Regions from separate parts of the Homo sapiens genome. Here regions 1, 2, 4, 5, 6 and 7 are each linked to region 3. Evidence: chromatin loops called from intact Hi-C (ENCODE). Cell type or tissue: HCT116. All regions are shown on one strand. Region 1 overlaps AP1S3 (adaptor related protein complex 1 subunit sigma 3). Region 2 has its middle 53 kb from the start of SCG2. Region 3 has its middle 140 kb from the start of SCG2. Region 4 has its middle 16 kb from the start of SCG2. Region 5 has its middle 41 kb from the start of SCG2. Region 6 has its middle 63 kb from the start of SCG2. Region 7 has its middle 52 kb from the start of ACSL3-AS1.

Region 1 (4,000 bases), 340 kb after region 3:
CAGCCTGGCCAACATGGCGAAAGCCCTTCTCTACTAAAAATACAAAAATTAGCCAGACGCGGTGGCAGGCATCTGTAATCCCAGCTACTCGGGAGGCTGAGGCAGGAGAATCGCTTGAACCCAGGAGGTGGAGGATGCAGTGAGCCAAGATCGCATCATTGCACTCCAGCCTGGGCAACACAGAGAGACTCCATCTCAAAAAAATTAATTAATATAAAATAAATTATCCAGGGGCCAGCCCCTCACATTTATACTCCCATTTATCTTCATCAAGGCAGGCAAAAACAATCTCTGCTTCCCCATTCAGAATCATCCCATTACTACCCCATTATTTATTTCACTAACAGTTTCCATGTTCTGATGGGAAGAGCCTCTGACAGCCATTTCACAGGTACCCCAGAAGGACATTCTTGGGAAACAACAAACTATTTGCTGTCTAGCTGACTTACTTACCTTGTCTCCTTAATCGCCTGGTCTCATCAGTCACCTTTCCATTATTATTATTTAAATAATAAGTTTATCCCAGAAACAGCAGGGATATACTTAGAGATGAGTAATCTGGAGTTCCTTTCTTTTTCTCTTGACCACTGACCAATGGTCTTCTGATCATGTATTTATTCAAGTTCCCTGTAAGGTGTTTACTTCAGGGTTCCCCATTTTTTCACTTATGGGTGTGTATTCTTCTAGCATCCTTTTTCTTTTCTCGAGATGGAGTTTCATTCTTGTCACCTAGGCTAGAGTGCAGTGGCGCAATCTCAGCTCACTGCATCCTCCACGTCCTAGGTTCAAGCGATTCTCCCGCCTCAGCCTCCCAAGCAGCTGGGATTACAGGTGCCCGCCACTGCGCCCAGCTAATTTTTGTAGTTTTAGTAGAAACTGGGCTTCACCACGTTGGCCAGGCTGATCTTGAACTCCTGACCTCAGGTGATCCACCGACCTCGGCCTCCCAAAGTGCTGGGATTACAGGCATGAGCCACGGCGCCTGGCCCTCTAACGACTTTTTCTATCATTGAGTGGCAGCAGCAGAATTTTGAATTTTGAGTTTTCACCTTCCCTGCTGATTCCTTAATTGTACTGCATTACTCCTCTAAGGTGAATCACTTTCACTCTTTTCCCACCAGTTTCTACGCACAGTCATAGCACCAGTTAGTGGGGATCGGAAGGCAGGTGTGGCCTGAACCAACTTCCCTCGTCTCTCTCTCCAGACCTCATGTCTTCATATCCAAATGCCTTTCACAGGCTTGGCAGAGGCAGGTAACATATTAAATAAGGGTAAAGATCAGCATCATACAATAGGGGGTGGAGGAGAGAGCAGCAACTATGAATCACAAGCTCCAACGAAAGCCGCAGCCACAGCTCTGCCATAGTCAAGTGTGGCCAAGAAAAACATGTCAATCACTGTTGCTAAGTCTTCAGATTTTTTTCCCAAAAGCCTGAAATCTGGATGATTAGGTGAAATATTGGAGTTGTCTTAACGTTGTCAATTAATAATAATAAAACCTTGTTCAGGCTGACACAGCTCACGCCTGTAATCCCAGCACTTTGGGAGGCTGAGGCAGGTGGGTCACCTGAGATCAGGAGTTCGAGACCAGCCTGGCCAACATGGCACAACCCCGTTTCTACTAAAAATACAAAAATTAGCCGGCCATGGTTATAGGCAGGTGCCTACAATCTCAACTACCTGGGAGGCTGAGGCAGAAGAATCACTTGAACCCGGGGGGCAGGGGTTGCAGTGAGCTGAGATCGTACCTCTTCACTCCAGCCTGGGCCAAAGAGCAAAACTCCGTCTCAAAAAAATAAATAAAATAAAATAAAATAAAACCTTGTTCAAGCTAAACAAAGCACACTGTGTGTGGATGTGGTCTGCAAGCTCTGTTTGGCTGCAGGCCTCATTTGAGGCTGCTGAATCAGATGATAGCTGGAGTCCCTCATCGCACTAACACTCTACAGCTTTGCTTGGCTCAAGAGATTTCTCCTTTCTGTGGCTTCTGAGACTACCTATTTGAGGAAGTGGTCCTCTGACCCAAGAACCTCGCTTCTATATCTCAGCCGAATATTACTGTCAAATCTATTCTGAGGTCAAAGTCTCTCATTTACATATATACATCAAATGTCATAGGTTTTTTTTCCCCTCAAGATTGCCAGCTCAGGTTTCCATGATAAATGAGAGGAAAATTTACATAAAAAATTTAAATCTCCACAATCTCAGAATGTCATTTTTGGCCTGCTGTCAATCTCAGAATCTCAGGTAGGCCTGTCATGTCAGCCTTTTTCCTGAAATAAAATGTTGAAAAGACACTGGCCAACATATTTCAATTATTTTCCTAATCCTTGCACACCATCTGGTGGCAGAACTAGCTACTGTGAAATGTTCAGGGAAAGGCAAATTAAGTGGATCTGAGGGGGCAGAACAGAGCTAGGAAGAACAGGATAAGAGGAACAACAATAAGGGGAAAAAAATGGAATAACACAGAAACAAACTGTTGACATGTATTAAGTCCATGCCAGCTACAAGTAACCTGCAGAATAAAAGGTTAACTGCTATGAATTATTAAGTAGCCACTTACGTGAAATGTGAACATTCTCTCTATAAAGACAATTCCTCATAAAATTGTCTGTCTGTTATCCATCCACCTGTATGGCACAGTAAAATTTAATGGAAGAAAAGAAGGAAGGAAGGATAGACAGGTAGTTACACTGAAAGGACAGAATAATCCACTTGCTATGAATTGAATTGTGTCCCCTAAATTCATATGTTACAGTCCTAACCCCCCAGTACTTCAGAATTCAACTTTATTTGGACATAGATGTTGCAGCTGGGTGCAGTGGCTCATGCCTATAATCCTAGCACTTTGGGAGGCCAAGGTGGGCAGATCACCTGAGGTCCGGAGTTTGAGACCAGCCTGGCCAACGTGGTGCAGCCCCATCTCTACTAAAAATACAAAAATTAGCTGGGTGTGGTAGCTGGTACCTGTAATCTCACCTACTCAGGAGGCTGAGACAGGAGAATCACTTGAACCCAGGAGGCGGAGGTTGCATGGAGCGAGATTGCGCCACTGCACTCCAGCCTGGGCAACAAGAGTGAAACTCCATTTCAAAATAAAAAGAGAGAGAGGGAGATAAGAAATAGACATTGCAGATGTAACTTGTTAAGATGAGGTCATACTAGAGTAGGGTGGGCCCCTAGTTCATTGTCACTGGTGGACTCATATAAAAGGGAAATTCGGGCCTAGACACACACACACACACACACACACACACACACACACACACACAAACACCACATGAAGGTGAAGGCAGAGATTGGGGTAATGCAACTGAAGCAAAGGTGCACCAAAGACTGCCCTTAAACCACCGCAAGCCAGGAGAAAGGCAAGCAACCCATTCTCTCTTGAGAGTTCCTAGAAGAAACCATTCTTGCCAGGCTTCTAGCCTCCAGAACTATGAGATGATAAATGTCAGTGTTTAGGCCACCCAGCTCATGGTACTTCCTTATGGCAGCTTAGCAAAGCAATCCACCATATATCTCTGGCTTTGAATTTTATGCCTTTTATTTTTAATCTCAAAAATCATCACTGTTGTTTTCTATCTCATTACAATTCCATATTATAAAACCAGATCATCTACATTCCAAAGATAAAGTCAGCAGATTCCATTCAACTTAGCAAATATTTATTTAGTAGCTACCACAGTGAGGTATTTAAAATGAAATAATAACTCATTCCTAGACTCACAAAATTCTAGCATTAGAAAGGACAATAAAGCTGATTAGGTACAACACTTCTCATCCTAAAACTGAAGAAATCTTCTCATGAACCTAGGTGAAAAAAATCTTCAACAAAATATTAGCAATTCAAATCCAATAATATATAAATAGAATTACACACTACAAGCAAGTGGGATTTATCCCAGAATGCAAAGCCAGATCAGCATTCAAAAATCAATTAATGTATGGCCAGGTGTGGTGGCTCACACCTGTAATCCCAGCACTTCCCGAAGT
Region 2 (4,000 bases), 90 kb after region 3:
ATCTAAACTCATCAATTTTTTTTTTTTGAGACAGAGCCTTGCTCTGTGGCCCAGGCTGGAGTGCAGTGGGGTGATCTTGGCTCACTGCAACCTCTGCCTCCAGGGTTCAAGTGATTCTCTTGCCTCAGCCTCCTGAGTAGCTGGACTACAGGCATGCACCACCACATCCAGCTAATCTTTAGCCCGTCTCTCTTTTAATAGAGACAGGGTTTCACCATGTTGTCTGCGCTGGTCTCAAACTCTTGACCTCAAGTGATCCACCTGCCTTGGCCTCCCAAACTGCTGGCATTACAGCCATGGGCTACCATGCCCAGCCTAAACTCGTCAATTTTTATGTACACATTAAGTATGTGCATTTTTATGTACCAATTATACCTCAATAAAGCTGTTTTAAAAATTAAAAATAAACAAGTAAAAATTAATTACATTGCACCTAAAAAATGAAAAAAGACTTGAACACATAGTTCAGAAAAAAAGACACATACGAATTGACATGTAAGCAAGAAAAGAGGCTCAATTTTTCTCATAATAAAACAAATGCAAAGTACAACACCGAAATACCATGTCTCACTTACAGATTGACGAAAACCAAATGCTTGAGAAAACATGCTGCTGGCAAGGTCGTGAGGTAGCAGACACTATGGTCATTCCTGGTGAATGTACAAAATCGTACAAATCTAAGCTGGACAATTGCAAATATCTTACAAAATTATATGCATTTTTATCCTATGACCTAGCAATCCCATTTCTAGAAACCTACCTGAAACTATTTCCCACAAAAGGAAACAACATAGGCACAAAGTTATTCACGTAGGCATCATTGATAGCTGTAAAAGATTGAAAACCATCCAAATATTCAACAACTAGAGACCTATTGAATAAACTATGGTTCATCCTCACAATGGGGTACTTTGCAGCTATAAAAAAGAATGAGAAAGAGCTTCATGAATGGGTATGGAATGAATTTCAAAATTCCGTATATATTGCAAAGTTATAAGCATAAGATGCAAAACAGTGCACATGGCATAATATGATACTTTTGTGTATATATATTTTAAAAACTGATAAAACAAATGAAAATTGTTACTTACAGGGCTGAGTAGCAACAGGGTCAGGGGAATAGGGATAGAAATGAGAATTCTATGAGTACACCTTTTGAATCACATATTCAAAAAGTAAAATTAAATCAAAAGGACAAAAAAATTCATGTCAGACAAACGCAAAATATCAGCAGGTTGAATTTACCCACCTTTTCTGCAACCATTGACCTATGCAATTACATACAGTCTTAAGGACTTCCTTGGCTTTCTAAGGTGCATTCTGAGGCTGTGAATAGAAAATATGGCTTGGGGAAGGAGAATTAAGATTTAAAATTAGGTTAGGCTGATTGCATTCACCTTCATAAAGACTAATAGCCAGTTACATTATAATTAGCTGCTCAATTCCATTACCTTCACAATGCATAGAGAAATATTACTCACAAGTTTTTCATTCTGTCTTTTCATCTTTCTCCCAAAGTGATTTTGATCACATACCAAGTTCAAAAACTTATTATTCGGTTTCTAAGATTTCAGGAAACAAGGCCAACTTTATCCTCATTTCCATCATCTGACTCACACACCAAGCCCCTGAGGCAGCAACGCCGAACATATTGGTATCAGCAATTACAGGCTGACTCATCCAAGAACGTGCACAATTAACCTATTGAACATCTCTCCACCGGGCTTTTCATCCTCAGTAGGACCATCTGCACCACATTCACCCAGGGCAGGAGCCCAGCCAACCCAGTGTGCATTCCCACGCATTTCCGCTTTGATGCCAAGCCAGAAGCAATTCATAACCCCACAGTGCAGTGCCGCATCAGCAATGGATCTCAAGCTCAGAACATTCACTCTAAGCTGAACAGACCATTTCTGGGTTCTCTGCTCCTACCATGCTAACCCTGAAAGCACCCCAAAACTTAAGAAAGGGATTTCCTACTGTTGCAATGCTTCATCTAACAGTTAACAAAATATTAATACTATAGGGCTTAAGACTCCAAATTCCAAGTTTTATTTGGATATAGGTTTCACCACCTGGTTCAGTGAAGGGCCATAGGAAAAATCACTTACTCTCACTAAATTTCAGTGTCCTCATTTGTTAGACACCCAGGTAAAAATTTTTTTGGTAAAAATTTAAATGAGGTACTTGATAGGTACTAGAGTTGCAAATAAGTATTCTGGCCCCCTAGTCAATGTACTGAGAAAAATTAGTTCTTATTTCTAACTGATGACATCTTCTCCCTAAGAATTCCCACCCAACCCACCAAGAGTAGAAAAAAGAAACAACACAAACAACAAAACCCTGAACTCTGCCGTTTAAGAGCTCTCAATTCCTTCCAGTTAAGAGTATCCTTGGGGTAACACAGCGTATTTCATGTACACATTCACCTCGTCAAATCTTCCACCCTACTTCTCTTCTGCAAGGAGGATTACTAGGATGACTTAACGGTAGCAGGGAAAAGGGATACAACTCCAGGTGCCAACTCTGGTATTCACTGATCTCTACTGCAGAGTGGCTGGCTGGTCTGGTTCTGCCCTGGCCTGGGTTCTGTGAAGGTCCAAGTGACAGGGTTGTACCTGGTTGGGAGTGGTCATTCTATGCTGCCCACTGCTCAAGCCAGCAGCTGACACAATGATGATCTATTTATTTGGCTCGATCAAGACTTGCCTTGCCCACTGGGTCCCAATTCAGTGTGCAGGTGTGCCAGGACTCCTGTCTTTCCCTGTCCCTGGCAATTCTACCCCCAGAGAATTCTTAGCTACTCTCCTTTCTGCCACCAGAAAAGGCTTTTAGGAACTGCTGGGTCCCTTGATATCCCACTGGAGATAAGTGCAGCTCAACAGAGCTAGCACGTGTGGCCACCTCTCTACTCCCTTTTTATGCTATCACTCCCCTGAACACTGGAGCCAATAGCATTAGCAGTTGTCTCTCAGGGTTTCAAAGAGGGAATGGGATCAGAACCATTGTTTCCAATATATCTCGTTCTGCAATAACACTCTCCTTACTCTGGCCCTCCCTGGAACTTTGGTTCAAAAAGAGGTATCAAAACATTTGTTGTAATCATATGAAAAAAGCTCAGCATCACTGATCTTTAAAGAAATGCAAATCAAAACAACAATGAGATACCATTTCACACCAGCCAGAATGACTATTATTAAAAAGTCAAAAAATAACAGATGCTGGTGAGATGGTGGAGAAAAAAAAAGAATGCTTATACACTGTCGGTGGGAGTGTAAATTAGTTCATCCATTGTGGAAGACAGTGTGGCAATTCCTCAAAGACCTAAACACAGGAATACCATTCGACCCAGCAATCCCATTACTGGGTATATACCCAGAGGAATATAAATTATTATATTATAAAGATACATGCCCGTGTATGTTCATTGCAGCACTACTATTCACAATAACAAAGACATGGAATCAACCTCAATTCCCATCAATAACAGACTGGATAAATAAAATGTGGTTCGTATACACCACAGAATACTATGCAGCCATAAAAAGGAATGAGATCATGTCCTTTGCAGGGTCATGGATGGAGCTGGAGGCCATTATCCCTAGCAAACTAACAAAGAAACAGAAAACCAAATACCAACATGTTCTCACTTATAAGTGGGAGCTGAATGATAAGAACACATGGACACATGGTAGGGAACAAGACACAGACACACTGCGGCCGTTTGGAAGGTGGAGGATGGGAGGAGGGAGAGGATCAGGAAAAAATAACTAATGTGTACTAGGCTTAATACCTGGGTGATGAAATAATCTGTACAACAAACCCCCGTAACACAAGTTTATCTAGGCAGCAAACTTGCATTAGACCCCAAACTTAAAATTAAAGTTTTTTAAAAATAAAAAAAGATGTCCACACAAAACAAACAAATAAAAAAAAAACACAAACGTTTGTTGTTTTCCAACAATGCTGTCTTCACACAGGCTCTTTTCTTTGTCTGGAA
Region 3 (4,000 bases):
TTTGACTAGTTCTAGCCAGTAACATGTGAGTAGAACGGCAATGCAACTGCCAAGCTAAAGTATTGGATGGCTGGTGTTCAGCTCTCCAGCTCTTTCTTCCTTTGATGTGGCAATCAGGAAAGCATATGTTGACTTGAAGGTGTCATGAGATGAAGAAAACTGAAGTGCTGAGCCACCACATGGAAGGTGCCTTAGCTAAAGTGTTGCCATACTTGGAAAATTAATGTGAGTAAAAAAATAACTTTCATTATTTAAAGCCAATAAAAATTTGGAGCATAGCCAAGCCTATCCTGACTGATACACAAGATTAGGCAATGGAGAGTAATGGGGCAGTGCTCCTCATGTAGGATGGCCAAGGAAGGGTCCTCTTACAAAGTGGCAATAGCAGTACAGTTATTGTTATTTGGATGTGAATTTCAGAGTCAAGAAGGGGTAGCCGTGGAGAGGAATGGTTCTGGGATATTGCTGGTGGGCCCCTGCTTGAGTCATGGGAGGACACTTGTCAAAAGTATCGATACCTTGGCCTCACCCTAGACCTGCTGCGTTAGACCCTCTGGAGGCAGCTTTAGGATTCTGTGATTTTAATGAGCTCCCCAGGTTATTCTGATGCACAGCCAGCTCTTGCAACCACTGCATTCAGCTTCAAGCCCTGATGGTTTACCTTTCTGATATATATGGTATGATATATAGAAATTTCAAATTATATGCCTCTCAGTCTTTTCCTTACTCTGACAGGAAAAAAAAGGAAAACCACATTTCAATTCTCATCAAAAGGACTTTATCTTTTTCCCATAATTCTGACAGAATATGATTCCTTATATGTCTGTCTTAGTTTGATGGAATCGACTTTAAGTCTTCAAGTCATAATAATATGAAAGACAGGTGTTTTTTATTTGTTTGTCTTATTTTGACAGGATCAAACTGTAACTTCAAGAATATTATTTTGAGAAAGAAACATCGTGGTAGCCAGAATGTTTTTGCTGTTAGAATTTTTAAAAAATGAAGATCATTTATTGAATGCTTCATGTATGCACAATCATGCTGCAAAGTAATATATACTCCTCATTGAAATTTAATTTTCACAAAAATATTGGTGCCTTAAAATTTTTACTCTTTCCTTTCAATGATAGCCTAAAAACTTTTATTTTAATAACTACATTAATGAATAAATTAAAAAATTTAACCCAAGAAGCTGTAAAGAAGAATAGATTCTTGAGTAATTGTGAATTCATAGTCTTCATTCTAGTTATTTTATATATGTGAAAACTGAGTGATAAAACCTGCATTCAAGGCTTTAAATTTAGAACTAAAAAGGAAAGCTGCTGCCCAGAGGAAGGACTTACTATAGATAATTACTTTATAAGGTAGCCTCTATTCGATGTTCCAATTTCATATTTTTTAAAGCCAAATATAAAGTATGTATCACATCTAAGCCTCTTTGCAATTCTGTATAAAAATACTTTTTTAATTAAAATGCGGAGAGATGGTATACAAAGCAGACTGATCACATTTGTTTTTCTCTACTCCATTCCAGAACCTCCTTCTATAACAGCAAAACTATATAATGTATACAATTTTACGCCTTTATACAAAGTCAAGAGAACAGGGTAAAATCCTGCTTGCTGCACATAACGGAAGAAAAGTTAATACCAACGAATCCCTCCTCCAACTACCACAAAGACAAGAAGGATATGCCAATTCACCATAAACTACAATGATGGTGGAGAATAGGTCAGTTTCTCAGCATTGCAGCTTCAGCCCACAAGATTCCTGTATTTCCCCATATGGGACACTCAATGAGAGAGTGAGTGAATGAGAGAGAGGCACTAGATGACAAAACATTTACCCCTGGATTTTTGAGTCACCTTTTTACTTCAAATCCCAGATGACTCTAGCCAAATAAAAGGATAAATATTCTGTGTTGACCTATTTCCCTCAACCAGAGCCTGGGAAAGAATCTAAAATGGTAATTTGGAGGATGCCTCTTGCTGACAACCGAATGATCCTTTAAATTCAATCAGGTCTTTTAGTTATTAAACAATAACATTTGTTTATTATTATTGTTAAATTCACCACCAGAGGGAGCTCATCTTTTCCTGTCATCTAGAGACCAATAGACTACAAAGTAACGACTGTTCTCCTAATTTCAGTATTAAAATATATAATTTTTGCCTGGGATAAATGTTGGAATGTGTGTTTACATTGAGCTATTCTAGTTGTCTCAGAAAGCAGCAGAGAAACTTCAATCAACCACAAATTTGTTCTCCAATTTATTACCTCCTCACAACTTTCCCCAATGAAAAGAGAAAAATAAATCTACCTAGAGAATTACATTTTCCTCATGTACGCCTCTGGAATTTACCACACTTTTCTAATGAAGCATCACTTCAGAATTTTCTAGGCTCTCTGAGTCAAAGCACAGCAGAAGGATCTTTGGAGAAAAACGATTGGCTGCTTGATGTTTGCTAAGTCATTTGAAAGTCTAAGATATCTCAAATGGAAATCTCCATCTGTGGTGACATAAAATACATCTATATTTAATGTTAATAGTCACTAATATTAAGTGTAAATAAGCAGAGAGAAAGATCGTAGGACCCTTATTCACCAAATGGATGTAATCCATAACTAATTTTAAAAAATGAAGTCAATCTTTTGGTAGGGAAGTGAATGATCTCTGAAGGTAAACTAAAATCAAGTCCTAGAAGATGATATTTTAGTTTTCTTTTAGCATCTGCTTGTCAAAAGCAAGAATTTGATTTATTTAAGTCCTTTTTACTGCTAGTAGCAAATATATGCTTTTTAGGAAGCAGGACCATTTTTATATTTTTGAAACTCAGTGAGTCTGCTATACCTGTAAATATTTGAATACTATAAATGACTAGTGCTGAGGAGAAGGATATAGTGTTTCATTAAGTATTTGCTCCATTTTTAAAGAGCCCGTGACCATGGCAACCAGGTGCTGCCAACTGACCCCAATGGCAGCCACACTTGCTGCTTTATCTCAATTGCTACTGGGAGCACACAAGCTTTATAGATTTATTGAATCACATTAGATTATAGGCAATTTTTAAGTGGTTCAAAAGGAGAGGAATAGCTTGTTTTTAATCTAAAGAAGTAGAATTGTTATGCATGCATTATTTCCTGCAGGTAATATTCATACACAATTTAAGGATTTTAAGAAACAAACGAAAGAGATTTGTGGACGAATACGGCAGACAGATCATATGTGCTTATTCTTTGCTCCACCCCAGCACCTCTTTCAATACCAGTTAAAGGACATAAGGTAATAATTTTATGCCTGTCTACAAAGACAAGAGTGCAGGAGAAGAGAAGAGGGAAGGCCAGATTGTCAACAGAATTTTGGAAGTTGGAAAATAGATGGATGAGTCATAACTCATTTACAGAGCAGAAATGTTGAAACCAAACTGTCTGTTGGGGGTGGAGGAAATGACAATAACAAGCAAGCTGATTCATGCCATAGACCCTCAAAGGCACAGTGATAAGAGGGGTTAGAATCTTCTGAATAAGCCTAGGATGTGGAGCTGGGAACACAAGACCTAGTTGATTGAGCACTCACACCCCTAAATTTGCACCCCCAGACACTGAGTAAGGTAACTTTCCTGGAGAGGCAAGCTGAGGGAGCAGTGTATCATAGGGCTGAAAACAAGGGTAATGAGTGGAAATCTGGATACCAAAGAGCCAGGCAGTCAGCTTCCTGCCCCACCCAGCTCTCAAGCCCTGGACTGGATATTGGCTGATTCTTCTTGAGATATAGGCAAGACACTGCTTTCTTATTAATCTCATACTAGTATTAGACTTTTAAACTATATATACATATTTATCACTAAAAAATAATAATAAATTATTAATAGCAGGAAAAAACTGATTTGAATCAGTGCCCCAAGCCATAGAGATTACATATGTGGTATATAGTGAAAAATTTTAACGTGCATGTCGCTACTCAGTTATGCCAAGTGACAGCTTGTTGTTGGACTTATTC
Region 4 (4,000 bases), 160 kb after region 3:
AGGATGTTGGGGGGTGGTGGCTGTTAAATAGGATACTTTAATAAATAAGGGCCTAGCACATTTTGAGATTGCAACATTCTTTTTTCTATACCAACTAACCCTTGATCAAAGGAGAGGAAAAAATAAGTAGACTAATCCCCATTCCTAGGCAGTCAGAGGGTTAGGGGTGGGCGCTGGGCCTCCTGGTATCCTGCATTGACTACCAGGCCTGGTCCTGTTGTCCCCAGTTCCCAAGATCTAGTAAGAGAGAAGCATTTAAATGATCACTCTGAAAAGGAGGATTCAGTGATGAGTAGAACATAGAGCAGTGACTGGGTTTGAAATCAGGAAACTGGGGACAGAGGTCCTTTGTTGAGTTTCTGGAGACTTGGGATGACACTCTCAGTTTTGCTTAAAGGGACCACTAAGAAGGCAACAAAAACTACTGGGGTGGAGCATAAGAAAAACAGATACAAAAGAGAAACTGTCAAGAGTACCCATTGGTTATATCACTGATCACCATTTCCCAGGAGCCATGGAAATGGGAAGGCTTCCCAAGAGGCCCTCAAAAAGCTTCCTCTACTGCTGCCTTCTCTTTGCTACCCTGGGGCTAGCTATAAAGGAGAGCCAGGCACCAGGTTAGCGGTGCTACACAGATACAGGAAATCTCAACCCCTCATCGGTATTAAGATTACGGCTTCCCCTCATAGTCTCACTCTTTTATTCTACTCAAAACCATGATTAGTTGAGTGAAATAAATTTAAACTTGAGAATTTGGCAATCATCTTTTAAATAAGTGGCATCCCCACTGAACAAAACTAAATCCAACTGGGTATTGCTGAAACCAATTCTGTATAGTTGGGTCTTACATAGAGTGCATGGTAAATGTGTTCTCCCTTCCAGCCTCCTACCGTAGCACCACGAATCTTCCATGGAAACAATTATCTCCTTCAAGAACCAGCATGACTGGCCGGGCCCAGTGGCTCACGCTTGTAATCCCAGCACTTTGTGAGGCCAAGGTGGGCGGATCACGAGGTCGGGAGATCGAGATCATCCTGGCCAATATGGTGAAACCCTGTCTCTACTAAAAATACAAAAATTAGCTGGGCATGGCAGCGCGTGCCTGTAATCCCAGCTACTTGGGAGGCTTAGGCAGGAGAATCACTTGAACCCAGGACGTGGAGGTTGCAATGAGCTGAGATCATGCCACTACACTCCAACCTGGTGACAGAGCTAGACTCCGTCAAAAAAAAAAAAAAGAAAGGAAGGAAGGAAGAAAGAAAGAAAGAAAGAAAGAAAGAAAGAAAGAAAGAAAGAAAGAAAGAAAGAAAGAAAGAAAAAAGAACCACCATGACTGATGGAAGTTTGAACTATAGGTGCAAAATCCAGTAAGATGGGTATGGGCCTTGCTACATTCAGATTTGCCTCATTTTGTGCTTATCATTACTCATGTAATTACTTGTCACCATCAACTCAAACCAAAACCACAGAGCTTTTTTAAAAGGGGTTGACAAGGAAAAGGTACTTGTTTAGGGAACACTTTACCTCATCTTGTCCCCACATAGACCTGTCCCTCCATAGCTGCATCTCAAACCTCAGACCTTAGCCTGCCATTAGCACCAACCACATTGAAATCTCAGTTTCCTGAAGCCATGTTCTCTGACAGAATCAATCTGTAATAATGACAGAACACGCTATTTGGATAACCTTCCACTCATGCATTTATTCATTCATTTGCTCATTCATCAAATGTTTATTGAACTGATTGAATTATTCAGAAAGTAATGGTGCTGTGCTCTCTGCCCTCTTCGAGCTCACAGACTAGTGGCTGGGACTGAGGGTGGGTGCACTGAGCGGGGCGGGGGCGGGTAAGTGAAGGAGGCATACACGTACATCCTTGATGGATAAAACAGAATAAAACATGTTCTCGAGAGAGGCACAAGGAAAAGGCCAAGAGGGAATAGGAGCAATTAATTCTCCAAAAGTTTCAAGAGAGCCTTCATGGATATAGTGACATTTGAACAAGACCTTGAAGAAGCATTCAGGAGGAAGAAAAGTGAGGTAAGAACTTGCTCTCCTGAGGGAAAGGACTGAGCAAGATACAGACTGGGGAGGAAGGAGGTTTGCTGGGGGAAAGACTTTGGTTTGCCACAAGGAAAGCAGCCAACCTTTAATGAAGGTTCACCTTGTTCCAAGCACAGGGCTAAGTGCTTTACATTAATTAAAACATGCAATCCCTATAATAACGAGACAGGTACCTTCATTGTTCGCACTTTACAGAGTGGGAAACTGAAGGCCCCAAAGATCTAACAACTTTCCCAAGCTTGGATGTTTATTAAAGTGAGGAGCAGAGACCCCTGCAGGCAGTCTGCCTTCCTGACCACACCCCGCATTGCCCACGAGGATTGTGGTAGAGAAAGTCAAGCAAGGCTGGAGTCTTGACAGACATTGTCTCAAATGCAGATGAGGGGATTTGGGCTTCATTGTCAAATTTTCTAAGGAGAGAAAGGAAATAAATGACAACATGAGGGAAACAACTGGGGCAGCTGTGTGGAGAATGTATTTGCATCTTAATGAGAACATTTAACGCCTCAAGCCAGAGCTTCTAAAGAAGGGAAATTCAGACTTTCAGGTCGTCTAAAGAGGTTAGAGACTTACACATAAACGGAGGGCAGGCCCAGATCAGCTTAAAGACCCTTCACACATCCTGGGCAGGTGGCTTTCTACTGGATAGGAACCCACCTCACCCCCCCACTGCCAACGAAGTTATCTGGATCAGTCTTCTCGTTCTACAGATAAGAACAGAGAAAACTGCATTGTTTTGCCCCAAATCCCACAGCTGGAATGTGGCTGAACAGAGGTCCAAGTACACTTCTCTATCTCCAAGTCTTGCGTTTCTTCCACGGCATGGCCCAGGTTTACACTCCCCAGTATTTAAACCAGCAGGAGCGCACCAGCGGACTGCTCCACAGCCACACCTCCAACCTCTCCCGTCTACTTCAGCCCAAGGAGCACAGCCAGCCCTGGAGGAGCTGCAGCCCAAGATGTTGATGCTGCAAACAGGGAGATGCTGCAAACAGGGACAGTCGACCTTGACTGTCCTCCCAAACTAGTGAAGGTGCACTCCCTCACAGTCTGGCCCTACCTCCCACTCTCATTGGCCCTTTTTCTTTTTCTTTTTCTTTTCTTTTCTTTTTTTCTTGTCTGCAAAGCTTAGACCAAAGTAAGTAATCTAGAAATATCCAGAAAAGAGTTAATTAAAACAACTCAGGTTGAGAAGGCAGATGCAGAAAATCAAGGTGCTCCTGAAGTTTTGACACAGGACTCTAAGAGGGAGAAATGAATCTCAAGACCGCTGTGGGACACGTGCTCCCACAACTTCACAATTGAACACAAAGAGCTATTGCCTTACACCTAATTGCTCCAAATTAGGTGTTGCATGTAATTGCATTAAAGCCTTGCTAACTTCTTATTCGTGCATTTTTAAGGGGGGAAAAAGCCAGCCTGATTTCAGCTCTGTGCTCCTCTTCATGCCAATCTCTCATTCATTAGCTGCATTGTCTTGAGAGGAGAGTAAGGAGTCCTTCCAGCAGAGCACCACTTTTCCTGGAGTCATTCAACTTTCTGCAGATTTGATGAGAGTAAATCCCACTAGAATTTCCCTCCCTTAGCTGAGACCATGGCTACCTGAGCTGAGAGAGGAAGACTGGGGCTGGCGGATGGGAGTAAGGGATAGTCCTGGCCGCCAGCACATAGGCAGTCAGGAGAGGCAAATGCAGTCATACCTGGGTGGCAGCCTGTCTAGTGACACTCGAAACCAGGAATGTGGCAAAACTGGTGGTGTTCCTCATGGCTAGAGAGATAGTAACAGGACGCATTTTTCCAGAGGATGGTTCTGTTCATATCTAAGTCAGGTGTGAGAATCCAAAAAAGTCCAACCAAGTAGGATTTTGACCACTACCTGTTTAGAACCCTTCAAAGGCCAGCTGCTGCCCTAGATTAACTCCCAGTCCTGATCGCT
Region 5 (4,000 bases), 100 kb after region 3:
TTTTGTCCATCAGACTGGCAAAAATAGAAAATGCTGATAATAACCAGTGCAGGCATATATATAGGTAAATTGGGACTTGTAGGCTTGACAGAGAGTACAAATTAAACTTTGCAACTGTAACTTGGTGTCATATGACAAAATTACAACATACATGTCTTTTAAATTAGAAATTCCAGCAAATCTATAAAACTGTCCAAGATACATGCAAACAGATATTTGTATACGGAAGTCAATAGTTAATATTATCTGCAATATAAAAAATTGTTGTAATCTAATTATTTATAATAGTCTAAGCATTATACAGTGTATGGCAGATGTATTCTGTGAAATACTACTCAGTCATGGAAAACAATGAGGCAGCTATAATAGTCTGATATTAATCGCCAATCATGATTTTTGTTAGAAGGTAATCAACATGCATTTCTTTCTTTTCCCTCCTGACTGAATTCCAATTCACTTAAAGTAGCAATGTGCCCAGATGAAGGTTTTCTTGAGAGATGGGTAGGTAATGTTGTGCAAACGGAAGTCGATGGGTTTCTGGAAAAGCTAATTAAGAGCGACTGGCTGATTAAATTACATTCTCCCCATCAATTTCTTCATCACTCTTGTCTGTATTAGTGATACAATGGCTAGCTCCTGTAGCTATCTTGAATTATGAGATGATCTGGAAGGTGAAAGCCATATGCTAAGAATGGCATATGGAAAGGGTAAAAACGGAAGGAGTGGAAAACAAAAAGCATTTTTCAGAACAATATGTGTAAAATATCTGATCTGTGTTTTTAAAAACCATGTAAATGTGTTTGTATAGAAAGAAAGTCTTTAACAATATACTCAAATTGGTATGAGTGGCTTTTTTATGGAGAGAAGAGTGTATTGTTATAAGTTTAATGTTATGCGTTATGGGGAACTTCCTTTTTTGATCTTACTTTTGAATGGTTTTAATTTTTAAAAGCTTATTGCATGCTGTATTTGAAACTTTTAAAATAACTAAATATATGTAGCCTTGTGTTTTTAGTACAACTTTAATTCTGAATACTCATTTATATTTGATTATTTCAAATGCTGCAATTTTGATAAAATGGCACTAAGGCCAAAAGAGACCTTGTAGATTTTCCAATTCCATCTCAAAATTTGACAGGTATGTCCATCAGTCTAGAAAGGTGAATAACCGACCTCAAAGAAATGCAGCTACCTTACAGCATAGGTCTGGAGGAGCCAACTAATTAAAAACTTAATTTGGAAGCACTAAATTAATTAAAAACCTAATATAATTCAGGTGCTCTGTTATATATGTTATCATTTATTCTTCACTTAAACCTTATATGATACCTATAATATCTCTATTTTACAGATGAGGAAAGTAAATTTTGAATAGTTTAACATAATCAATTTCCCTGAGAATATACATCAATTAAGGAAGGAACCTGGATTTAAAATCTGATCTACTTGCTTCAGCCTCTTTCCACTTCACCACATTGCCGCCCACACAACCCCTTGTGCAAACATTGTAAACAATAGCGTGGCCTAGCAGCTCCCAAGTTAATTTCCCCCATTATTATTTATTTGCTAAGTGTTATACAACAGCCACCAGAGAACCCCATCCCCAGGGAACCTGTCACTGTAGACTGTGCACCTAGACTGCTCACGTGGACTGCCTGATTTAAAATTGGTCCCACGTTGCCAAAGGAGGAATGTCAGTTGTTCCATTAATTGAAATGACATGACATAAAATATCAGTGATGCATGGCCAAAAGGCTCCCAGAAAACAAGGAAACATTGATGAGAGATAGGCCAGGGATTTCAAAGTTTCAAGAGACAGTATCCTCCACTGGGTTTCTGTAAATCAGTCAGCGCTTAGTCATCAAGAAAAGTAACAACAACTTCAGGACCAGAGACACTGATTTTCTCCGTGAAAGCCAATCCAGTGGCAATGCGAAGACATTACAGGACAAAGGACAAGCCTAATGGCAGAGAAGCAACACAAGCCCCAGAAGAGAGATCTCACAGCAAAATGAAAAATTCAAGAAATTCTGAAATTCTTTGAACTTATTTTCTTTTGTCATAGTTTTTTTTTCATTTATATCTGTGTTTAACAGTTTTTAAAGCTTTCTTTTCCCAAACCTTCACTCAAAATGCATACCCAGGAAGATTTGTCACATTCAATTTGGAGTTTCCATAGAATACCTGAAAATTATACAGAATTGAAAACAAAAGATGAATTATCAGATTCAGAGTACAACAGGTCTTAACCAGGGTAAATGAAAATGTTTCCACACTGATGCAACAAAAATAAACCATACATACTGTTTTAGGGTAAAGATTCTGACAGAGTATTAGAATATCATATCTTTCTGCATGAAGGGAGAAGAAATGAATTCCAAGATTCCACTGGCTAACAAACCAAAGAAAAACTATTTAGCATATCTTCCAAAATTATCGACATTAATATGTATATTGTTATCTATAACAACCAATTTATATAAACACAATTGACAAGCTTGATCTAACAGATATACATGAAACTCTGCATGGAATAATCAGAGAATAAAATTGATTAGGTCACAGAACAAGTCCCAATAAATGTCTAACAACTGTATTTTCACCACCAGGCCATAAAGTTTGAAATCTAGTTTTTCAATGATAACTTTCTTTTAAAAAAATTATACATACTTAGAAACTTAAAAACACGTGTATAGATAATGTATGGCTCAAAGAAAGAATCATAAGGAAAAATCAGAAAATACCAGAAACTGAACTACAAATGTCCCAGAGCTCTACCTCACCTGCATTCCTGTCTCCTCTTTGAGAAGAATCTTGTATTAGTCATTTACCCCTCAACATGAATCTCAGGCAATGAGCTCTCTGCCTTGGGGAAATTTCCACTTAAAGTACATCAGTGTCATAAGGGCCTAGACAATGAGCCAGTCTTGTGGGTTCAAATTTTGTTTCTGCTCTTTACTAACTATGTGACCACAGATAAGTGACTTGTCCTCTTTGTGCCTCGGTTGCCTCATCCATAAAGTAGAAATAACAATAGCTATATCAAAAACTGTAATGATGATTGAATATATCTAGCAGTGTGTGTGTGGTGTGTTTATACTGTTAGAATAGTGCCTGACAGGCTGGGCACGGTGGCTCACACCTGTAATCCCAGCACTTTGGGAGGCTGAGGAAGACAGATCACGAGGTCAGGATATCGAGATCATCCTGGCTAACATGGTGAAACCCCGTCTCTACTAAAAATACAAAAAAAGTAGCCAGGCGTGGTGGTGGGCGCCTGTAGTCCCAGCTACTCGGGAGGCTGAGGCAGGAGAATGGCGTGAACCCGGGAGGCGGAGTTTGCAGTGAGCCGAGATCGCACCACTGCACTCCAGCCTGGGAAACAGCGAGACTCTGTCTCAAAAAAAAAAAAAAAAAAAAAAAAAAAGAATAGTGCCTGACATGAAGTGAGCACACAACAAAGTGAAATGTTTTTGCTCTATTCATTACTAGCAGAATATCAGTAAACAGGTAGAGATGGTATTTAGGGAACAGGGACTTTGCAAAAGCCCCAAAATCCTGTTTTCAGGCAGCTTTCTCTCTACCTATCATTGAATCCAAACCTACATTTTAGTTCAACCAAATTAAAAATTGTCACTTTTCTCGCCATCTCATACTACCACGGTCTTTGTCTAGGACTTAGCAATGTTTCCTTGAATGATTAGCAGTTCTTCCACTCTGGAATTTTCATCTGCAAGCCCTCCTCAAGTCAGGGCCAGAGGAGACCAATAAAATTGGGGAATTCTAGGATCATCCCATTCAACAAACTCCCTCCACAATATACTGATGTAGCATAAAAGATTAATCCCATTAGAGAATAAAGAATTATGTTTCATTCAAATAAAATTTAAAATTGAGTTGGACAAAACTACCTTGGTAATACACATGGTATTTGTTTGTAGTAACCATCCTTTCAATTAAGAGCAAAACATCTCCTAAGTGAGAAGGAGTTCAGATTGTT
Region 6 (4,000 bases), 210 kb after region 3:
GTAAACTAATACAACCACTATGGAAAACAGTGTGGATATTCCTTAAATAACTAAAAGTAGATCTACCATTTCATCCAGCAATCTCACTAGTGGGTATCTACCCAGAAGAAAAGAAGTCATTATATGAAAGAGATACTTGCACATACATGTTTATAGCAGCACAATTTTCAATTGCAAAAATATGGAACCAGCCCAAATGCCCATCAATTGACAAGTGGATAAATAAATTTTGGTATACACACACACACACACACACACACACACACACACACACACACGATGGAATACTACTCAGCTATAAAAAAGGAACAAAATAGTGGCATTTGCAGCAACCTCAATGGAATTGGAGACTATTTTTCTAAGCAAAGTAACTCAGGGATGGAAAACCAAACATCATATGTTCTCATTCATAAGTGGGAGCTAAGCTATGAGGATGCAAAGGCATAAGAATAATATATTGGACTTTGGGGACTCAGGGGAAAGAGTGGGAGGGGGTGAGGGATAAAAGACTACATATTGGGTACAGTGTACACTGCTCAGGTGATGGGTGCACCAAAATCTCAGAAATCACCACTAAAGAAATTATTCATGTAACTAAACACCACCTTCTCCCTAAAAACCTATTGAAATAAAAAATAAATTTAAAAAGAACTTTAAAAAATGCAAATGAAGAAGTGTACAGGGTTTCCTAGACATAAATGAGAGTCATCTCAGAAACCCTTTGTATGGCTGGTATAAGACCCAAATACAGGCTGGGCACAGTGGCTCACACCTATAATCCCAGCACTTTGGGAAGCCAAGGAGGGTGGATCACCTGAGGTCAGGAGTTCAAGACCAGCCTGACCAACATAGTGAAACCCCATCTCTACAAAAAAATACAAAATTAGCCAGACGTGGTGGTACCTGCCTGTAATCCCAGCTACTCAGGAGGCTGAGGCAGGAGAATTCCTTGAACCAGGAGGCCAAGGTTGCAGTGAGGTGGGATCATGCCGTTGCACTCCAGCATGGGCAACAAGAGCAAAACTCTGTCTCAAAAAAAAAAAAAAAAACCCAAATACGGATCCATCATGTAATCCACCCATGCTGAGTAATTAATAGGTATACAGCCCTGGGCTAGCTAGTCTCTCATCCAACAAGTTCTCTACAATGAGCAGTGAAGCCAGTAATTCTCCATGAAGGCTTCTCTTTAGTTCTTTATACATCTGTTAAGTGTCTTCTATGCTCAAACATAAAATGCTCCTTCCAACCATTTTAATAAAAAAATCTATTCTGGGATTGATTAAATGTTCTAGTTACTCTCCTGAAGAAAATTACCATGACTCAATATTATTCCAAACAGTCATTTATAAGCTTTTATTATTGTCGTTATTATTTTATTATTGTTTCAAACAAGCTGGTTAGGAATAGGGGCATATCTATTTTAATACAAGATAATCCAACATGATCTAACCGCTCTTTCCAAAGAACTACAGCTTAATAAGATGACCTTAAAAGGCAAATTCTCTAATATTCTCAGGACAGTGTGAGCAAATCCCGTAGAAGAATCTGGATTTTTTAGATAGACATGGTTGTTTTGGGCTCAATGATCATAGGAGATAGGTACCATTATTATTCCCCATATTACTGATAAGGAAATTGAGACAAAGGAGATTAAGTATTTTTCCTGAGGTCACAACTTGCTTATGTTACACAAGATATGGCCCCTTGAGCAACTCGAGAAGCCCACCTCATCTGTTGGTGCATCATCTGTTAAAAACGTGACAGCCTTAATTGTATATGGAACCAAGAAAGTAAAAGTCTTCAAAGAAAAGTGAACACCTCTTCTCCCTCTCATTCAAGTACATGCAGATAATTCAGAGACCCATGGGAGAAAAGAGCACAACTTGGAAAAAACATCTAACTAATTTTTCTATAGCCTTTGAATAACATCAACAGCCTTTCATGCCTGTTACTCTACAACTGGTCAAGATTGACTCAGAGTTCTTGGCTATATCTGTTGTGGGAATGGAGTTGTATTTTCTTAAACAGAAAGTTGAGTGGCTTTGAAAGAGAGATGCAATCCAACTTCTAATTAGCAAAGGAAGACTTGACTACATTTCCAGGCATTGGAAGAACAAACAGAATAAATTTGAATATTGATGGGATGAACACAACTCTACCAAGTGGTAAGCAAAAAATTTCAAAAGAGGAATTATGCAGGAAGAGGGCAAAAATCATCTTTTTAAAAATCACTGAAGTCCAGTGCATGGCTATGGTAGATGCTAACAAGTTCTTGAGACCCAGGATCACAAACTATAGATGCGAAGAAGTAGGCACCAGAAGTGGTCAAACAACCAACATAAGAACATCACAGTTTTTCAAGAAATGGAGCCTGAGACAATGACAAGAGATGAAGAAGATAATGCCAATCCTGGGGGAGGCAAAAAAAAAAAAAAAGTACCACTGAGCCTTTCCTTTTCCAATGTACGGAAGACATCAGGAGACATATTATCTTCAAATAGTCACACAACAACAACAAAATGAAATGTATGAGGGAAATGTATTTTGAAGAGTTTTTATGTAAAGTACTTGCTGCTATGGGAAGAAAAAGAGCAGAGAGTGATGTGGAGGGGGAAAAGGGCTGATAAAACAAAGACAAGTGATCGTGAGAGGTGTACCATGGGGATTTTCTAGCTCATGAAATGCCTCTCAGTATTAGAAAAGATATCCTAAATAAATAGTTGATTTCATAGCACACACCCTTTGCTCTATATGCCTTTTGTCCCTTCTTTTGCTTGGAAACCTCCCTCCCTTTCTTCAAGACTCAACTCTGATCTTATTTCCCTAGCAAACTTTCCGTTAGCAAACTCTCCTAGCAGTCTAAGGGCATCCAGTTGTCTGTGCTTCCTCTATTATCCTCCTTACAGAGTTGTTTTGTTGATGTTTGTTTGGGGCTGTCTGCCCCAACTGGCAAATTTTGCAATCTTGGTACATATATATCATATTGTTTTTCACACAGTTTGAGCTCTACTATCGTTTGTGGATTATGGTGGTAATTTCCATGAAAAACACATTTATTACAAGAAATGAATAAAATTAGAGTCCTATTTTCCTCACTGTTGAGAGTAGGATCACATAAGAGACAGGGGGAATTGTTTTTATAAGAAATGAAGGAAAAATGACAGTTTCTGCATCTAACATTTTAGTTCAGAAATATGACAGTATCCAAGGTAGCCCACAGTATACTTGCAAAAAAATGGGTAAAAGTGCTGAACAAGGCACCTGAAATTGCAATGAAATTAGAAATCCTGTTTTTAAAAAACAGGCTGGAATAATGAAAAACTGCTTAAGGAAAATTTGATATGGTCCTGTAATGAGAAAGAGCCCTGTAATTGCCTTCTTAACCACCACTGAATTTTAAATAGCTCAAGCATTAACTCTTTGCTGCAGGGAGTCTCAAAAGCAAGAGATTTTGTAACGTTAATTGCTCAAATACTCCTAATTTGTTTCCAAGGGGTTGAAACAGCTCTTAATTGTTCTTTCATCTTTGATCAAGGCAAAGGAAAAAAAAATCATGAATGTCAAATTCATTCAACATACATTCAATTCATATATGTTAAAGTTTTTCAAGTATAGCCCAAAATGAAAAACTGCAAAGTTCTCAGACACTTTAGTTGACGATGAATGTGAAAGATGTACTTGTCTCTTCCACCCGTGACTCCTAGAGTTATGAGGGCTCTCAGTCTGGCATGTGGATATCATCACTCACTTTAATTTTAATTTTAATTTTGTGAGAAAGGAGTCATTTTTTTTTCTTTTTTTTTTTCTTTTTTGACAGAGTCTCGCTCTGTCGCCCAGGCCTTCTACCTCAGCCTCCTGAGTAGCTGGGACTACAGGCACCTGCCACCACACCCAGTTAATTTTTTGTATTTTTCGTAAAGACAGGGTTTCACTGTGTTAGCCAGGATGGTCTCTATCTCCTGATCTCGTGATCCACCTGCCTGGGCCTCCCAAAGTGCTG
Region 7 (4,000 bases), 490 kb before region 3:
TAAGGCCTAAAAATAATACATTTTCTGGGTGCTGTGGCTCATACCTATATTCCCAGTACTCTGGGAGGCCGAGGCAGGAGGATCACTTGAGCCCAAGAGTTTGAGATCAGCCTGGCAACATAGAGAGATCCCATCTCTACAAAAAAGTTTTGAAAATTAGCCAGGCATAGTGGTGTGTTCCTGTGGTCCCAGTTATTCGGGAGGCTGAGGCAGGAGGATCACTAGAGCCCGGGAAGTTGATGCTGCAGTGAGCCATGATTGTACCATTGCAGTCCCACCTGGGTGACAGAGCAAGACCCTGTCTCGAAAACAAGACAAAACAAAACAAAACATTGTATGTTTATCCCACATTTTGTATATTCATTAATCTGTCCATTGGTATTTGGGTTATTTCTACCTCTGGGTTATTGTGAATATGATGTTATGAACATTAGTGTACTAATATCTGTTGGAGTTTGTGCTTTCACTCTTAAGTATATATTCAGAAGTGAAATTACTGGATCGTATGGTAGTTTTATGTTTAACTTTTTGAGGAAACACCCAACTGTTTTTCACAGCATCAGCACACCATTTTACAGATCAGGAAAATGAGGTTCAGAGAGGTTAAACTACTAGCTCAGGATCGCATAGCTGGCCTCTAATGAGGATTATTAAATTTAGGTTTGTAAACAGCCTTCCATTTAGAGCTGGAATTCCCCTGTTCTATCCTATTTAATGAGCCATTCAAATCAAGATAGCTTTCTGTTGATGAGACTGGCTTTTCAAAAAGGCACAACTAGATTATAATCCAGAATGGGGAGGAAATAATGCTTTATTTTTTGTTTTGTGGCTGGATAGTGCATTCCATAAATGGGCTTTCAATCAATCTTTACTCTCTTCCCTTCCCTTTCTGATGCTAATTCATACATACTGGTCTAAAGTTTAAATTTACTTATGAGTCCACACTCTTTCTTCCATTTTCTTAACATATTACAAAAGCAAACAATCTCTTTGATCTTGGCTAAAATGATTCTAGAACTTTCTCACACCTCAGAAGTGCATGCTTCTTTCAAACAAACCATGTGCTGGTTACAAATCATGGCTCTTTGTCCACCGTCTTTCCCCAGGCAAGCTTGGGTGGCTGTAGTTAATATAGTTCGAGGGTCTTGAGGTAGTGGAATTGCTGTACGAACCCTTGGAGTGTAGAATTTTCACAATGAAGATGGATCTGGCCATTTTCCCCTCTTCAATCCCAAACACACAGGATGGAATCAGTGAGTTGACACTATGCATGGGTAGGCCGAGTAGGAGGGAAATTGTAAGGTGTGTGCAGTGGAATTTGGAGGGTCAGGTGGCCTTTCTTGTCCCAGACCTGCCTTCCCCACTAGGTGACTAGCGGCCTTTGTCTGCCCTCATTCTCCACCTCCTGCCTGTAGGTTGGCTGTTGGTCATTCGGGTCGGTATGACTGGACATTAGTGCTCCTCTCCCAGGAGTGTTTACATCTAAAACCTGAGTTCTGACAGTGGAATAAAAGGCATATTACAGAGGGCCCACCGGACTAGGGGGTGGTGTGCTGGCCTCACATGGTGCTGCTGAAATCATGCCTCCTAGGACAGCCCCTTTAGATACTGAAGACTCATCTTACCTGCTCAGTTTCCTGATTCAGAGAGTGAACTAGATGCTGCTGCTAAGGGAAAGACACTCTGGGAGAAGCCAAACCGCAAGGAGCCTTCAGTTCTCTCCTTACTGGGCCAGGAGGAGGAATTTTTTTTTTTTAACTGAAAAAGGGAATTACCAGCTTAAAACACAACCAAGAAGCCTTTAGCATTGAGGACTGGTGAGGAGAGGAGGTATTCATTTTGGTGTGGGGAGGAGACATCAGTAAGCTTTTCTTTCTCGTGTACACACACACACACACACACACACACACACACACGCTGGGACGTAAAAGACGTTTCAGTAGGTGTCATTCCCAAGCTGTCCACAAGATGGTGCAGAAACCCTGCTCACAGTCTGTCCTCCAAAGGCACCACCTCTGGAGTGATTTGCAGCCTCTGCAGGCTGCTGGTAAATTGAGGTTTGGAGAGCAGCATGAAGCTTTCACCGCGGTGAAGATACCTTTGACATTTTCGGGATTCTGATTGTAAATTCAATTAAAAATCGATTGGGTTCCAGTAAACAAAATGAAATGACAAATGTGTACAAAAGCTCCTTGTGCAGGGCTTAGCCTGGAAGAGAGATGGAGGTCATATAGGAAGGCGTGGAAGGAGACCTGGATAAGCTGCTGTGGGTGATACGACACCTCCTGTTCCTGGGGAATCTTGAAGTCTGCGGGGGGTTCAGCTGTGCATCGCTGGGCATTTACCGTGGATGGCACTCGTCTGCATGCTGTGGAGACAGTCATACGGAAGAGTCCCGGTCTTTAGAGAGCTTGAATCTGTCAAAAACTCATACCAGAAAAATAACGAGTGTGCCAGATGGTGGTCAGCACTACGGGAAAGATATTACAGCCGACCACTGGAGGTGCAGGGTTTCACTTTTAAATAGCGTGGCATCGGAGACCTCTTGGAGCCAGTGACATTTCAATAAGACCTGAAGGATTGATGGTGTGAGCCACGGGAGTTTTAGGGGAAGACCATTCTAGGCAGTGGGCACAGCAAAGGCAATGGTCCTGGGGTCGGGAGGTGCCTGGAGGAGGCATGGAGGACCCAGGAGGCTGATGTGGCTGCTGGGGCAGGTGAAGGGGCAGGGCAGGATATGAGTCAGAGAGATTCTAATGGGGGAAAAGCCGGAGATTTCGAAGCTGAGTGATCACACGAGACCTTGCAGCACAGTATAAGGACTTTCGACTTTACTTTGGAAATTGCTGGAAGCCATTGAGCGTTCTGAATAGAGGCGTGGCATGATCTGCCTTGCATTTTGTAAGGATCACTCCGGCTCTTGCATTGAGAAGGTCCTACAGGCAGGAGCCGAAAGACCAGTTAGGAGACAGCTGCCATGTCTGGGTGAGAGATGGTGGTGACCAGGCCCAAAGGGAATGACAGTGGAAGTGAAGAGAAGTGGTCAGATTTAGGATATCTTTGGAGCCAGTAGAGTTGATGGTAGATTGAATGAAAATTTGAGAGGCAGAGAGGGGTCACGGATGACTTTGAGGTTATTTCCCTGAGCAATTGGGCAGATGGAATGGCAATTAACTGAGATAATTTGGAAGGGCAGGTTTTTGGGGGAAAGATCAGGAACTCAGTTTGGGATATGCTGAGTGCGGGATGCCTTTCAGATGTCCAAATGGAGATGTTCAGATCTATGAAACTAGAATTCAGGGGCAGGGTCCAGTCAGATATAAATCTGGGAGTAGCAGGTCTGAAGATGATATTTAAAGGCATAGACTGGAGTGACAATGGGTAGACAAGAGATAAAGCCCAACACTAGTGCGCTCCAATGTTTAGAGTTTGGGGAGGTGTGGAGGAGCCAGCAGAGGTAACTGAAGAGGGTGGACCAGTGAGGTCGGAGAAAACTCATGGCCGAAGAATGTGGTGTCCTGGAAGCCAAGTAGGTAAAAGGCTGAGGAGGAGGGAGAGGTCTACATGTCAGCACGGCCAATGTTTGGGGCTGGATAATCCTTTGCTGTCAAAGGCTGCCCTGTGCATTATAGGATGTTTAGCAGCATTTTTGTCTTCTTCCCACTGGATACCAGTAGCACTTCCCTCCCTACTGTGTCAACTAAAAGTGTCTCCAGACGCTGAGTGCCACAGATCCCCAAAGGACAAAATCTTTTCTGATTGAGAGCACTGTTCTAACTCAAGAAGTGGAGAACTAAATTCTAGCACAGGAAGCTCTCTCTTAACCCAGGGCAGAGGAAGCTACTGGAGAGGCTGACATGTTTTGAGTTGAACTTGGAAGGTTGGGTAGTGTATTGACAGAGAGTAGCTGGGGTTGAGTGCGGAAGGCAGCTCAGCCTGGGAAAAGTTCCTGATGCTTGACAATGTCCCTGCACAGAGAACCAGCATCACTTTTTGAAGC

The links. Peaks named below come from ENCODE experiments on the same cell type or tissue, not always from the same donor. Only the 100,000 strongest peaks of a DNase experiment are listed, where the experiment ranks them.
Region 1: a loop joins it to region 3, with 8 times the contacts of the local background. A loop is called at or near these places in 18 of 110 quality-filtered maps.
Region 2: a loop joins it to region 3, with 4 times the contacts of the local background. A loop is called at or near these places in 6 of 110 quality-filtered maps.
Region 4: it touches region 3 in a loop (2.3-fold over the local background); 22 of 110 quality-filtered maps call a loop at or near these places.
Region 5: a loop joins it to region 3, with 10 times the contacts of the local background. A loop is called at or near these places in 3 of 110 quality-filtered maps.
Region 6: a loop joins it to region 3, with 2.5 times the contacts of the local background. A loop is called at or near these places in 8 of 110 quality-filtered maps.
Region 7: a loop joins it to region 3, with 7 times the contacts of the local background. A loop is called at or near these places in 16 of 110 quality-filtered maps.

The regions. Positions count from the first base shown.
Region 1 is chr2:223,795,976-223,799,975 of GRCh38, forward strand. The region is part of intron 1 of AP1S3 (adaptor related protein complex 1 subunit sigma 3); the gene reads right to left. Among named protein-coding and RNA genes, the nearest start is that of AP1S3, 40 kb to the right of the region's middle. RefSeq lists an enhancer at 2,097-2,146. In HCT116, a CTCF peak has its summit at 2,348 (motif pointing left); DNase peaks (open chromatin) are centred at 1,336 and 2,331; H3K27ac peaks cover 4,000 bases.
Region 2 is chr2:223,547,699-223,551,698 of GRCh38, forward strand. No RefSeq gene overlaps it. Among named protein-coding and RNA genes, the nearest start is that of SCG2, 53 kb to the right of the region's middle. RefSeq lists an enhancer at 942-2,141. In HCT116, no CTCF peak of the experiment used is centred here; a DNase peak (open chromatin) is centred at 1,723; H3K4me3 peaks cover 920 bases; H3K27ac peaks cover 4,000 bases.
Region 3 is chr2:223,457,459-223,461,458 of GRCh38, forward strand. No RefSeq gene overlaps it. Among named protein-coding and RNA genes, the nearest start is that of SCG2, 140 kb to the right of the region's middle. In HCT116, a CTCF peak has its summit at 2,070 (motif pointing right); DNase peaks (open chromatin) are centred at 2,083 and 3,543; H3K4me3 peaks cover 566 bases; H3K27ac peaks cover 1,844 bases.
Region 4 is chr2:223,615,910-223,619,909 of GRCh38, forward strand. No RefSeq gene overlaps it. Among named protein-coding and RNA genes, the nearest start is that of SCG2, 16 kb to the left of the region's middle. RefSeq lists an enhancer at 2,190-2,845. In HCT116, a CTCF peak has its summit at 2,341 (motif pointing left); a DNase peak (open chromatin) is centred at 3,802.
Region 5 is chr2:223,559,426-223,563,425 of GRCh38, forward strand. No RefSeq gene overlaps it. Among named protein-coding and RNA genes, the nearest start is that of SCG2, 41 kb to the right of the region's middle. In HCT116, a CTCF peak has its summit at 1,854; DNase peaks (open chromatin) are centred at 1,756 and 2,856; H3K4me3 peaks cover 1,859 bases; H3K27ac peaks cover 4,000 bases.
Region 6 is chr2:223,663,205-223,667,204 of GRCh38, forward strand. No RefSeq gene overlaps it. Among named protein-coding and RNA genes, the nearest start is that of SCG2, 63 kb to the left of the region's middle. In HCT116, no CTCF peak of the experiment used is centred here; no DNase peak of the experiment used is centred here.
Region 7 is chr2:222,969,920-222,973,919 of GRCh38, forward strand. No RefSeq gene overlaps it. Among named protein-coding and RNA genes, the nearest start is that of ACSL3-AS1, 52 kb to the left of the region's middle. In HCT116, a CTCF peak has its summit at 1,986 (motif pointing right); a DNase peak (open chromatin) is centred at 1,982.